Regions from separate parts of the Mus musculus genome. Here regions 2 and 3 are each linked to region 1. A link is a contact called in ENCODE POLR2A ChIA-PET data. All regions are on one chromosome and are shown on one strand. The core of a region is the stretch at or near the end of the contact, and the rest is flanking DNA. Distances in the headings are between cores, read along the strand shown.

Region 1 (4,205 bases), core at 629-3,128:
ACTCCCTGTCTGGCAATGCTCTCACTGAAACAGATTAACATGTCTAGAACCACTAACCTGGATAACTTAATTCAATAGTTACTGATCTCCTGAGTTTAATTTTTTTAAAGATTTATTTATTATTATACATAAGTACTCCATAGCTGTCTTCAGACACCAGAAGAGGGAATCAGATCTCATTACAGATGGTTGTGAGCCACCATGTGGTTGCTGGGATTTGAACTCAGGACCTTCGGAAGAGCAGTCGGTGCTCTTAACCACTGAGCCATCTCTCCAGCCCCGAGTTTAAAATTTTTAAGTTTGGTGTATATTAAAGACAAGTTTCAGGTAGCTGGGACTCTCCTTCCACCGTGTCGGTTCTGAGGACCCAACTCAGGGGATCATACATGGCAGCAAGCGTCTTCATCCGAAAGTGTTTTACGATATGGATTTGTGACAAGTTTCTGGGAGAAACGTGGACATGGGTTGTCAGTAACTGGAGTCAGGAACTAAACTTTCAGAACTAGGCACATTACTCATTACATCTTAGACTCGTAATAACTTACTTAGTAAAAAGGCAAAATAAAATAAAATAACCCCCCCAAAAAAAAACCTTTAACTGACATCACACAAGAAAAAGCAACAGAGACAAAAAGGTCTGCCCCACTCCTGCCCGTAGACTTAAGAGTTTTCAAAAGCTCTGCAAGGCAGATTCCCAGACTCTGCCCTTACAGAGTTTAATAAGCCTTAAGTGATGCTCAGAAATCCTCTAAAACACTTAACACCAGCGGTTCTCAGCCCACATTCTAAGAAACACTTACAACCTCCACTCTGGAGGTGTTATCCAAAGCAAGCCCTTCCGGCTTTGCTCAAAAAGTCCGTTGTCTCGTCTCAAAAGGAGAGATGAGAACTATACAGTTGTGAAAAATCAAGACACGGAAAGTACCTGCTGTACAATAGTAGTATGGGAATGTGACAGTACGATACTCGTGTTCACGCGAACCCAATCCTAGGTTCCTAAGTCTAAGTAAGAGCAGAAACCCCGAAACCCCTAAGGTTCCCCTCTTCTGTCAATCCCCGGTCCCTGGCGCCTCCCTCGACTCCACAGCCCTGCTGCTCAGCCTCTGGCTGGAACTGACAGCTCAGAAGAGGGTTTGACTGCGCAGCCGGCGCAGGAGCGAAAGGGGCGGGCGTGTGGCCCTAGAGGCGGGCCCAGGAAATTCAAAACAAGCCCGCAGAGGTGCAGGCCCGCCAGCCCTCGCCTTCCCGGCTAGCTCCCCTTCCAGCCGGCGCTCCTCAGCCCGGGAGCCCGAGACTCACCCTTTCCCGGAGCCGCAGGACCTGAGGCTGAACCCGAGAACACCGAGGTCACCGAGGCGCCCGTCCCCGGAGGCTCGGGGGCCGCAGAGCCGGGAACTGAAGCGGTGACCCGGCTGAGAAGCGCGCTGGCCGCCTCCGCGCCGGCCCCGTCCAACTCTCCCGGAGCTCCGGAGCCCGCCACCGCCTCCTCCAGCAGCCGGGCCTCCCGGCGCAGCGCCTCTTCGGCCTCGCGGAGGTTGCTCTGCCGGAGGAATTGCAGCACGGCCAGGAGGGTCTGTCGGTCGTGGGGAGCGCCGGCCTCCGCCGGAGCGGCGGGCACCGGGGCCGCCCCCGCCGGGGCAGCGGCGGAGACAGCCACCCCAGGCTTGGGGGTCCCGCCGTCCCCGCCGGCCGCCGCTGCCACTGCCACATTCCCGCCGCCGCCGCCGTTGGGGCCGTTGTTGGGAGTGCCGCCGCTCCCCTCGCCTGCGCCGTCGCCAGCCTGCGGAGGTAGCAGCGTCGGCGGTCCCTCAGGCTCTAGCTTGACCGCCACCTCCGTCTGCTCCTCCGCCAGCGCCGCCATCTTGCGGCTGAGCCACCTCGCGCCGTCAAGCGTGACTGCGTTTTCGCCACATGGAGGGCGGGGGTAGGGCGTTTCACGACAGCCGGGGCAGGCCATTTACGGCAGTGGGAGGAGCTAGCGAGGAGAAAAGGCACGAGAAAGAGCTACTTTCAAAACCGAGCGAAAGGCAGGCAGGAAGTGGGAGTTGCTTACCGTCAGTCTCTATTGCATTTGCCTGCTAATTACCGTTTATTGCATTCAGGCGATGAGATAGCCGTTTTATATTATACGAGCTCTTTTAATTCAACAAGTTTAAAGGTGCTAATCCCTGGAGTCTTTACAGACGGCTTAACCAGAATCCAAAGAGGTTAAATACCATGCTAAAATCACACGCGAAGAAAACGATTCACGCCCAGGTATTTAATTCAAAAGCACATAGCATTTATCAGAAAGAGGCCTCCTAGTTACTGGAAAGGCTCTCTGATGCTGTGGGCTGAGCAGTGGTTACTTTTTCAGTTTTTCTTTCTTTCTTTTTTTTTTTTTTTTTTTGGTTTGGTTTGTTTTTTCGAGACAGGGTTTCTCTATAGAGCCCTGGCTGTTCTGGAACTCACTTTGTAGACCAGGCTGGCCTCGAACTCAGAAATCCGCTGAGTGCTGCGATTAAAGGCGTGCGCCACCACGCCCGGCTCTTTTTCACTTTTTATTCCTGTAAAAATCTAGCTTTGTGAACTTTACAGTATATGTTATATCGTTTATTTTTTTTAAAAAAGCCTTTAAGCTGGATGTAGTTTCTAAAAATAAATTTAAGCCGAAGATAGAGGTCACAGGATCGCCTCAGCAAGTTCTAGATCAGTCAGGGCTACACTGTCTCCGGAGACCTTGTCTCCAACAAGAACAAGAACAACAAAACCAAAACCAACAACAAAATCAACTATAAAGTTAAAGAGAAAAAAAAGTTAATTTCTTCTCATTCCTTGTTACCAAATAAACCATTTCTGTCCTAAGGAAAAAATTTTTTTTCCTTTTTAAAGAAAAGATTAAGGCAGGGTCTTATGCACGCAGGCTGGCCTTGAACCTGCTGTGAAGTTAAGGGGGACCTTGAATTTCTGGTCCTCCTGCCTTCACCTTCCAAGTGTAGGGGTCCAGCTAAAAAGTTTTTATATAGACGTTTTTATGACTAAAATGTTTCTACTGTGTATTAATTACCCATTGTTACTATTTTGTTGTTGTTTGGGGCAGTACTAGGAAGTGAACCTCACCCTGCCTCTTGAATCCTAGGCAGTGTTCTGCTGCTGGGCTACAACAGCAGCCCTTACTTGGAAGGAGATGGGAAGAAGGTGTCTGACTTGGGGAAGTATGGCCACCTTTGTCCTCTCTACGCGGGTCTCTGAGAGTCCAGCGTCCACGTTGTGCTTTAGCTGAGGCTAATGACTTCAAGTACAGTGTTTCCTGTTTCACCAGAAGAAATAAAGTCACTGGGTGCCTAGGAGACCCTTTTGTTATCTTGTTTCTGTCTTCTTCCTTTCTGCTCCCTGCTCCCAGGGTCCTTAATCATTCAGATTCTGCGTCAGTCTGGGTCTTTGAAGGGCGCCCACTCCTTCTCTCCAGCTCTTGCCCTTCTGATTTCCTTTCATTTCACAGGTTACTGTTTCATTCTGACATTTTTTTTTTAAGATTTATTTATCATGTATACAATGTTCTGCCTGCATGTATGCCTGCACACCAGAAGGGGGCACCAGACCTCATTATAGATGGTTGTGAGCCATCATGTGGTTGCTGGAGATTGAACTCGGGACCTCTGCAACAGCAGCCAATGCTCCTAACCTCTGAGCCATCTCTGCAGTCCTCATTCTGACATTTTTTTTTCTGTAGTTCTTCATACTTAGTAAGCATGTTTACAAATGTTTCTTCTTTGTCCTGCTCCCCCTTGTAGGAAAGTGCCAGTGTACAGTTTTGTCTTCGAGGTCAGTTGGCAGAGAGTTCCTCTACCATCCTTTTCCCTCTCTACCTGTTTTTTTTTTTTCAGTACAATAATACATTTTTAGCCTACAGCTATACCGCTACATTTATTTAGTTTATTTTCTTCAACTGTTGTATTTTTCATAGTATTTTGATTCTATTCTTTGTTGCTATTTTTCCTGAAACCCAACTAGAGGATTTTATTCTCTGTAGATATTTGATAGTGTGTGCAATATTTCTCAAGGATGCTTTTGGCGTCTAAAATTCAGAAATGCTGTTAGACTTACTAAAATGAACAGGACAATATTTCCTCAAAAAACAAGCTGTTTCTTTTCATAGCCTAAAATTATTCAATCCAGAATGTTAGTGTTGCCAAGGCAGCAACACTACCCTGATGTAACTTTAT
Region 2 (4,205 bases), core at 853-3,352, 110 kb after region 1:
AATTTGTGAAGAAGTATAAAGAAAAGCCAGACGTGGTGGCTCATGCTTATAATTGTAGTTGAGACAGGAGGATTCTCATGAGTTTGAAGCTAACCTGTTCTACAGAGACTCAAACAGGAAAAGGAAAAATAAGAATAAAAAGATACCTAACTCTTGTCACTGAAAGCAAACCCATTATTAACATACCCTGTTGTTACTTCTCTGTAGTCTCTGTGTGCACTCTCCTTTTTTCCTGTCAAATGTACACAGCCCCCTACCAGTCCCCCGCCCCCCCCCCCCAGACAGGGTTTCTCTGTGTAGCCCTGGCTGTTCTGGCATTCACTCTGTAGACCAGGCTGGCCTGGAACTCAGAAATCCGCCTGCCTCTGCTTCCCAAGTGCTGGGATTAAAGGCGTGCGCCACCACGCCCGGCCCCGTACCAGTCTTTAGTCACAGAACTGGGCATTTATTTACTTATTTTGAGACAGGGTCTTATTTGGTAGCCCTGGCTGGCCCAGAACTTGCTCTGTAGATCAGGCTGGCCCTGAATTCAGAGATCCACCTGCCTCTGCCTCCTGAGAGGAATTCAAGGTAAGCTTTAACCACTCCAGGCCTACCTACAAAACCAGGCTTTCTAGAAACATACTTGGCTTAAAGGTGGTATTAAGCTAACTGCAAACTGGCTTACATGCCATTTTTCCCATGTTGAAAAGCCTAATAGGTGAAAAGCCTAATAGGGGCTTATCCTCAGCTGACCTAGGCAGGGTGAAAGGCACAGGAGGGTAAGTAGAAGCTGTTAGCAGAGCCCTCCTGTTTTCAAAAACACCCTGTGGTTCAGGTTGACTGCAAGTGTAATGAGTCAGTAGTATGTCTGCCAAGAACTTTCTTCTCTTTTTCATTTTCTTCTCCTTCCTCCTCTTTCTTCCTTGTTCCCCCCCCCCCCCTCACCATTGCTTCCTCTCCCTTTTTTCTTTCTTTCATTATGTTGCTCAGGTTAACTTCAAATTCTGGGCTCACGTAATCCTCTTGCCTTAGTCCTAGCATCTCCAGAAGCTAGGACTCCCGGCAAGCTACCATACTTAGTGTTCACTGAGAACTTTACTGCACAAATGCAAGGCGCTGTTACAAAGTGGAAGCCATAGTCCTCCTTGATTATGATGGTACTACAAAACTTGGCTTAGTCTTGGATGATACCATCTAAAGGAAATCAAAATCAAATCAGCCAAATGCCTGAGAGAAAGACAAAGATCCTCAGAATTAGGACAGAGGAAAAACAATGGGAGGGATCAAATATCCCCAACTCGGGAAGATCTTGGGCAAAGTCCAAGGTCGAAGAACCAGTAGATCAGTTGCTTTTCCGAGGCTCCCAGGACTAGAATTTGGTCTTTGCGATGAATTCCAGAGCTGCCCAGACTAAGGAATGCAGTGTTCTGGACATAGTGGGTGGGCTGTCTTGTAGTGAAGTACGGTAACGGGTGTCAGTGTATTCAACTACTATTTATTGTTTGCTAGGATCCAGAACTAAGCCTGGAGTCTGTATTGTTTCATTCTATCAATAATATCTCGGATAAATCAACTGTGTGTAGTCAGGTTCCTTGGTTGGTTCCCTGGGTAAGTAGTGAAACTAGGATTTGAACTCATTCTGATAAACCCCAAAGCTGGTCCCTATGATTATCATGGAGTTGAGTTCAAGGTCTTCCAGGGAGACCCTCTGGTTCGTTTGTCTAGGAGTAAGCTGCTAGGAGTAAGGGACACACTCTTCCCACCTTAGGGAAAGCCTCTCGCAGAGTAGGCGTGGTCACCTAAGGTAGGGGCGGGGCAGCCAGGAGTGTGCTGAGGGGAGCAGGCAAAAAGCCAAGAGGTGGTTATTCCTAGGAAATGGATAGGTTGTTAACGTGCATCACCCTCGGAGTTTAGCAGCTCTGGGAGTTCTGTGGTGGGAAGTTCCCCGAGCCCTGTGAGGGGCCCTGAGACAGGACCGCCCGCCAGGGAGCATCGCCGCGGCCGGCTTCTGCGGCGGAGCCCGGGTAAGGAACAGAGCGCCGGTCCCTGGCCGGGCGCGAGCTGGGGGCGGTGCCGGGGCGGCGGGGGCGGGGAGGGCGCGCGCCGAGGCGGCTGCGGCAGTTGCGCGCTAGGATTGCTGCCGTGCGGTGCGGCCGGTGAGTGCGGCGGCACCCGCGGCGGGCGGGAGGGGGCTTGGAGCGGGCGGGCGGCGAGCGAGCAGGCTGGGGAGGATGCGCGGCCCAGCGCGCGACCCAGCGGCCCCCGCCGTCCGCCCGGCGTCCCTTTCCTCAGGGCTCCCTACCCCGGCCCAGATCTGCCCGCGCGCCCGCGGCCTCAGCGCCCCGGCGTGGCGCACGCCCCCGGCCCGGGCGCCCCCGGCCCGCCGCAGCCCCTTCCCCGCGCGGCGGCGACGCCCCCGGCCCACGTCATGCTCGCGCCATTGTTTCCCAGCGTCCGCTAGCTGGGACCCCGCCTTTCTCGCGGAGTGGGCGGGCAGGCGCCGCTCTCGGTTCCCCTGGTCTCTCTGGGCTGGCAGCCTGGCCTCAGTTCTCGTGAGGCGGGTGCGGGGCTCCCCTCATGGGCTGCGAGCCTGGCAGGGTTTGGATCTGCCCGCGGAATGGCCCACGAGCCAGTTTTGTGGTGCGCAGTACTTCCTGGAAAGCTCACATCAATTGCAAGTCTCGCCTAAAGACGTTTGGAGGCGGTTTGTCCCTCGCCTTTTTTTTTCTGGGGCCCCCGAAGCCCTGCAGGGCGAGATGCAGAAGTGGGGCCTGTTACAAGAACAGCGTTTTGAGCGGTTGGCTTTGCCTGGCCGCAGCCTTTAAAAGCATTAGATGAAGGTTTGTGTCGGATTTGTTTCACAGCCTCGGTAGTCGAGGGCTGTGCTCTAATAGAGCACTCTGAAATGACTAGTCACTCAACACGGTTGCGTGTTCCCCACCACTTCTCTGCGCCCCCCCCCCCCCCGCACATTGTTTCATAATGACCGTAGACCTATAATTTTTCTTAAGGGATGCAAATTCCTTTGGCCGTCATGTGTAGGGGGAGGATGTTAAAACGGTGCCATTTATCGTAGACGTAGTGAGTACAGAAAGACTTCAGGTCTTTCACATAGTCACCTTAGCATTTTCCATCAATGGCTAAGAATGTAAGAGAAGACATCAGGGCTTAGAGGTTCAGTTTAACAAACCAGCTGGTTAAAAATTGCAATAAAATCGTTGCGGGTGCTCGTAGTGGCAAGGTGGTTATGCTGGGCTGTTGATACAAGGATTGATGCTTCCCGGCTTGCTTCCGAAGAGCATTTCCATTACAATATGAACCTGTTTGTAGGCCTCGAACAGGCTCTGTACCCTAGTGGCCTCGAACTTGGGATCTTTCTCTTCCAGGTCCCTAACAGATATTAATAGGCTTGTTCCACCATGCCTGAGCTTGAAAAACTGGTTTAAGCTTCACTCTTACCAAAAAAATGAACAAAAAGCCAAATTCAGTACTATTGGTTGTTGCATTATTCTCAGCCAGCATTAATCTGTAAAATAAGATGCCCTTCAAGGTTCTGTCGTATGAAACAGTACAGTCATCAGAAGCGTTTGGTAAATATGAGTACTCAGAGTGCCTGCTGGCCTTACTAGATGACATACGTCTTCCTGAAGAGAGCCAGGTTATGGGGGACTCAGCTGTATGAGGAAATTGGTGTCTCAAACATGGTATTTAGAAAAAGTTGATGTTTATGTTACTGCGTTTCACTATGCATCCCAGGTTATCCTAAAAATTCTTCAGTTTTCTGAGTACTGTGCACACATTTCTTGGCCTGTGTCTATAAACTGTAGGTTCTCAGTTTGGTGTGGTGGTTCACTGGAGACGCAGGGTCAGGTGACAAGCCTGGTCTAGGTAGCAAGTTCAGGACAGCCAGAACTACTAGAGACTCTGTCTCAAAACAAAACAACAAACAAAACAAAAACAAAAAATAGTTTTTAAAAAGTGTACAGGATCTCTCTACTGGGGACTGAACTAGGGACTAAGCTTAGGCTAGGCAAAGCAGTCTACTATTGAACTACGTTCAGGCCTTTTTTATTTTGAGGAAGAGCCTTTTTAAGCTGCTCATTTTGGGTTCCTCTTCCAAGGGCCTAGCACCCACCCGCGCACCTTGAATTGGCCGTGTAGCTTAGGCGGGGCTCTAATTTGGGATCGTCCTACCTCAGCTCTCCAAAGCGCTGGGATTGTAG
Region 3 (4,205 bases), core at 558-3,057, 80 kb after region 1:
AGCAGACCACCATTCTGGGGACTTCGTTCTGCCTCCCCCGAGCTGCATGCCAGCTGTGCCCAGGCATCCCAGCGGCAAGGCAGGACGCAGTTCAGCAATGCACACTACTGCAATGGCTTCTGGGTATCTACCCACAAGGCCATCTCCCCATCCTGAAAGATGTTTTTAAAAAAAAAATACTTACGAATTTATTTCTTTAGTTTTCATTTCTTTAACATCTCTTTAATTCAATAGCCAAGGAGTGAGGCAGGCATTATTATTCTCATTGAACAAATAATTTATCACTGGGTCTCTAATTATCCCACCCTACCACCCAGTGACGAATACAATCTGCTTAGCTGGCTACTGGTTAATGTAACATAATGTAACACAATATAACACAATGTAACAACTGGTGAAGTGTAACACATGGAAGGAATGTGGGCCTTGGCTTTGGCTGACTTGGAGATCATATGGGTCAGCTACTTGAGTCCAGGAGGCCCCAGCAGTGACTATACATCACTTTAGCCACCTGTAAAGGCCCCTCCCGCCAATGAATGGCTGGTTGCCATCCAGGGCTATGCAGAGAAATGCTCGCCTCTCCCCTCTTTCTGCAGGAGCAGCCAAGCAGATCATGAACCTGAGAGCCCAGCGGTTGGTTCCAGCCTCTGGGTCAGGGGGCAAGGAGGCTGAAGGGAGGGGAGTGCCTGGGCACCCTGCCACAGCTGCACCTTTAGTTAATATTTATTCTTTCTTTCTTTTGCCCAGAGACTAGGGGAGCCCAATCACAGATAGTGAAGAAAACTCCAGGGCTAGGAGAAGCTGGTTCCTGTCAGGGGTGACTCAGGCAGACCTTTACAGCAGGCAGTGCCCCCACCTGGCTCTGTGCAGGTCTTTTGTGTGGTTGTTAGAGACCACACTACTTATCTGCTCAGCAGAGCAGTCTCCTAGGAGTGCAGGAGGGTGCGGCTGGGTAATGGGTACAGAACAGTTTTATCTTTCTGCACAATGACTTTCCCTGGGGGGGAGGGGGAGACCCCTGGGTCTCTTCAGGGCGTGGCACCCCTTTTCATTAAAACTGCCTTGTCTTTCTAAAACGCATTTTGTTAGTGTTTTCTTTCCCAGAGGGGACTTGTAAATTGAGCTCCTTATTCCTCAGCGCGATATAGAGCTGACCAGAATTTCTGCCAACTCATTGTTCTTCCTCTCTGTGAGCACGGCTTCTCAGCGCCGTGAACCACCATCTTCAGAGTCATTAACGACATGATTTCTGGACCCCAGAGCAGCTGAATTTAGAATGTAGCTCCTTAGCCCCAGAGCACAGCCACTGTTGGCCCCGCGAATCTGTGTTTGGATAGTTGTACTGACTCTCGTGGAGGCTGTAGCGTAAGGACCGTTTGTTCAAGCAAGACCACAGCATTTCCTGACCTGAGCGGTTGAGTTGTAGCCACTTTCCCTACTTGGGCCTTTTCTTCAACCCTCCGAAGACAGAACTTACCAGACACTTATTTTCTGATTCCTGAGGATCATTTATTTCAGATTCTTGGTTATTATATATTTTTAAAAGCAGGATGTCATTTTACAATCTGTCCTGATCTGTAATTGCCTGCATATCCCACCCATGACCTCAAACTCACACCAATCCCCCTGCTTCAGCTCCTTGCATGTAGAGACTATGTTGAACTACCAGACTTGAATCACTTCACCATTCCCGACCTGTGACGACATGACTGCCACTTCAGTCAGGCACACCCCGGATCTTGTCATGACACTGGGGCTCAGCAATGCCAGCCTTCTGGTTTCTGGCCAGAACGTCCTGTCTTTAGCCTGCTTACTTCCCCAATACCCAAGCCTGCTCCCAACTGCCTGCCTGCCTGCCTGCCTGCCTGCCTGCATCTCTCTTTGAAAATAAATGGCCTTGGGCTTCGGAGATGGCTCGGTTGGTAAAATGCTTGCACAGGATCTGAGTTCAATCCCCAGAACCTATGTAAAGATTTTTGGGTGTGATGGTGTGCCCTTGTAATCCCATCGTTGGAGTGGCAGAGACAGGAGGATCCCTGGGGCTGTCTAGTCAGGAAAAGGCTCAGTCTCCAAGGAGGCAGATGGCCTGATGATGAAACCCGAGATTGTCTTCCAGCTGCTACATGTGTGTGTGCGCGCGCGCGCGCACACACACACACACACACACACACACACACACATGCATGGTTTTTTAAAGGCAGTAATGGCTCCCTTTCTTCTTTTACCACTTCTCATCTGAGTACACACCCTGGGTTGGGGACCTTAGTACCACCCCCACCCCACCCCCATCATTATATCTCCCTTCCCTTCCTCTTGCCTTTGTCCTTCCTGACTTCTTTCTGACTACTCAAAAACTCATCCCAGCAAGGCCTCTTCTGGTAGCCATGAGCTGATGCTGTAAGTGTCTCGCACATTGGAAGAGAAGGCGGTGCCCCTGCTCGCTCAGCCTGGCCCTGTTCCTTTGCCCTCCAGTGCAGTAACTCCTAAGGCAGTCGTGAGCTGCCTGACATGGCTGCTAGGATCCGAACTCACATCCTGTGGAGGAGCAGCAGGTTCTCTTAACTGCTGAGCCATCTCTCCAACACTGAAATTACATCTTTTTTTTTTTTTTTTTTCGTTTTTTTTTTCGAGACAGGGTTTCTCTGTATAGCCCTGGCTGTCCTGGCACTCACTTTGTAGACCAGGCTGGCCTCGAACTCAGAAATCCGCCTGCCTCTGCCTCCCTAGTGCTGGGATTAAAGGCGTGTGCCAACACGGCCGGCTGAAATTAAAATTGCATTTTAAATGGGGTTATTGGATATTAGGTTCCCTTATGGGTTTTTTTTTTTTTTCATATCTCCTTCAGTCTGGCTAACCTCCTAACCCCCTTGCGTCCCCATCCCCCACCCTTTCCCTCCTGAAGCATCTCTACCTTTCTACTTCCCTCCCCCTCTTCGGCCATCCCCCCCTCCCCCCCACGGCTTTCTTCTGGTTTTCTGGCTTCTGCAGGTATGAAATGCAAAAAACTAAAAATTCAAAGCTGGGATCTGCATATGAGGAGAACATGCAACATTTGTCTTTCTGACCTTGGGTTACCTCAGTTAGTATACAATTTTAAAGTTTTCTTCATTTTCCTAGAAATATTATAATTTCTTTTTTTAACAGCTGAATAAAATCTGTGGGTGCGTGTATGTATGTGTTGTGTGTTTATGTGTGTATGCCTCTGTGTGTGTGTGTGTGTGTGTTGTGTGTTTATGTGTGTATGCCTGTGTGTGTGTGTGCATGTATGTATGTGTTGTGTGTTTATGTGTGTATGCCTCTGTGTGTGTGTGTGTGTGTTGTGTGTTTATGTGTGTATGCCTGTGTGTGTGTGTGCATGTATGTATGTGTTGTGTGTCTATGTGTGTATGCCTCTGTGTGTGTGTGTATGCGTATGTGTGTGCATGTATGTATGTGTTGTGTGTTTATGTGTGTATGTCTGTGTGTGTGTGTGTGTATGTATGTATGTATGTATGTGTTGTATGTTTATGTGTGTATGCCTGTGTGTATGTGTGTGTATTGTGTGCATATATGTATGTGTTGTGTGTGCGTGCGTGTGTACTGCCTTTTCATTATCCAAGTCCATTTCCTAGCCATGGAGAGTAGAACAGCAGTGAACATGGACGAGCGAGCAAGCGAGCATCTCCGCGGTCAAATCTGGAGTCCTTTGGGTACTGGTCAGGGGCAGGCACGTGTCCCCTGCTTGAGGTCTGACTGGAGAGGACCCACTGTTTTCTTCTGTCGTGTCATCAGGGATGCTTCTTGGTTTGGAGACACTGCATTCCTTCCTGGTCCTCTGTCACAGCCATCTCTTTACCACCACACATACCCCTAACCCCGCAGAGCAGCAGACCCAGTCTTGGGAAGTCAGAGGTTTTCTTCCAGTACCTTCTTTAAACTGGACAGGGGTGACTCGGGCCTGGGCAGGGGATCCCAAAGGGATTAAGGGAAATGAGGCTTCTTTATTGTTTGTTTGTTTGTTTGTTTGGGACAGGCTCTCATGCAGCCCAGGCTAGCCTCAGTAGCCTAGGCTAGCCTGTCTCACTATAAAACTGAAGCTAATCTTGAATTTTCTTCTGCTACCACTTCCCAAGTGCTAGGTTTATGAGTCACCAGGCCCTGCCCAGGAAATGGACCTTTTGTGGTAGAGGTGACAGCCTTGCTTAAGTACCTTCGGGAGGTAGAAC

The links. ChIA-PET counts read pairs that join two places held with the same protein, here RNA polymerase II (POLR2A).
Region 2: POLR2A ChIA-PET joins it to region 1 with 27 read pairs in Patski. The contact joins the promoter of Nt5c2 here to the promoter of Taf5 in region 1. POLR2A ChIA-PET finds 5 or more read pairs at or near these places in 3 of 5 experiments (Patski and embryonic stem cell).
Region 3: POLR2A ChIA-PET joins it to region 1 with 12 read pairs in Patski. The contact joins the enhancer-like site here to the promoter of Taf5 in region 1. POLR2A ChIA-PET finds 5 or more read pairs at or near these places in 4 of 5 experiments (Patski and embryonic stem cell).

Annotation. Positions count from the first base shown.
Region 1 is chr19:47,065,421-47,069,625 of GRCm38, reverse strand. Taf5 (TATA-box binding protein associated factor 5) reads right to left here and starts at 1,878. Exons shown (of 11, transcript NM_177342.3): 1 at 1,300-1,878. The coding sequence starts at 1,861.
Region 2 is chr19:46,960,205-46,964,409 of GRCm38, reverse strand. It overlaps Nt5c2 (5'-nucleotidase, cytosolic II), which reads left to right and starts at 2,102. Exons shown (of 18, transcript NM_029810.5): 1 at 2,102-2,138.
Region 3 is chr19:46,985,398-46,989,602 of GRCm38, reverse strand. It overlaps a transcript of Nt5c2 not described here. Among named protein-coding and RNA genes, the nearest start is that of Nt5c2, 25 kb to the right of the region's middle. Within about 2 kb of position 1,807, at least 1 of the 3 ENCODE cell types and tissues checked has a DNase peak (open chromatin) inside an H3K27ac peak, as active enhancers do.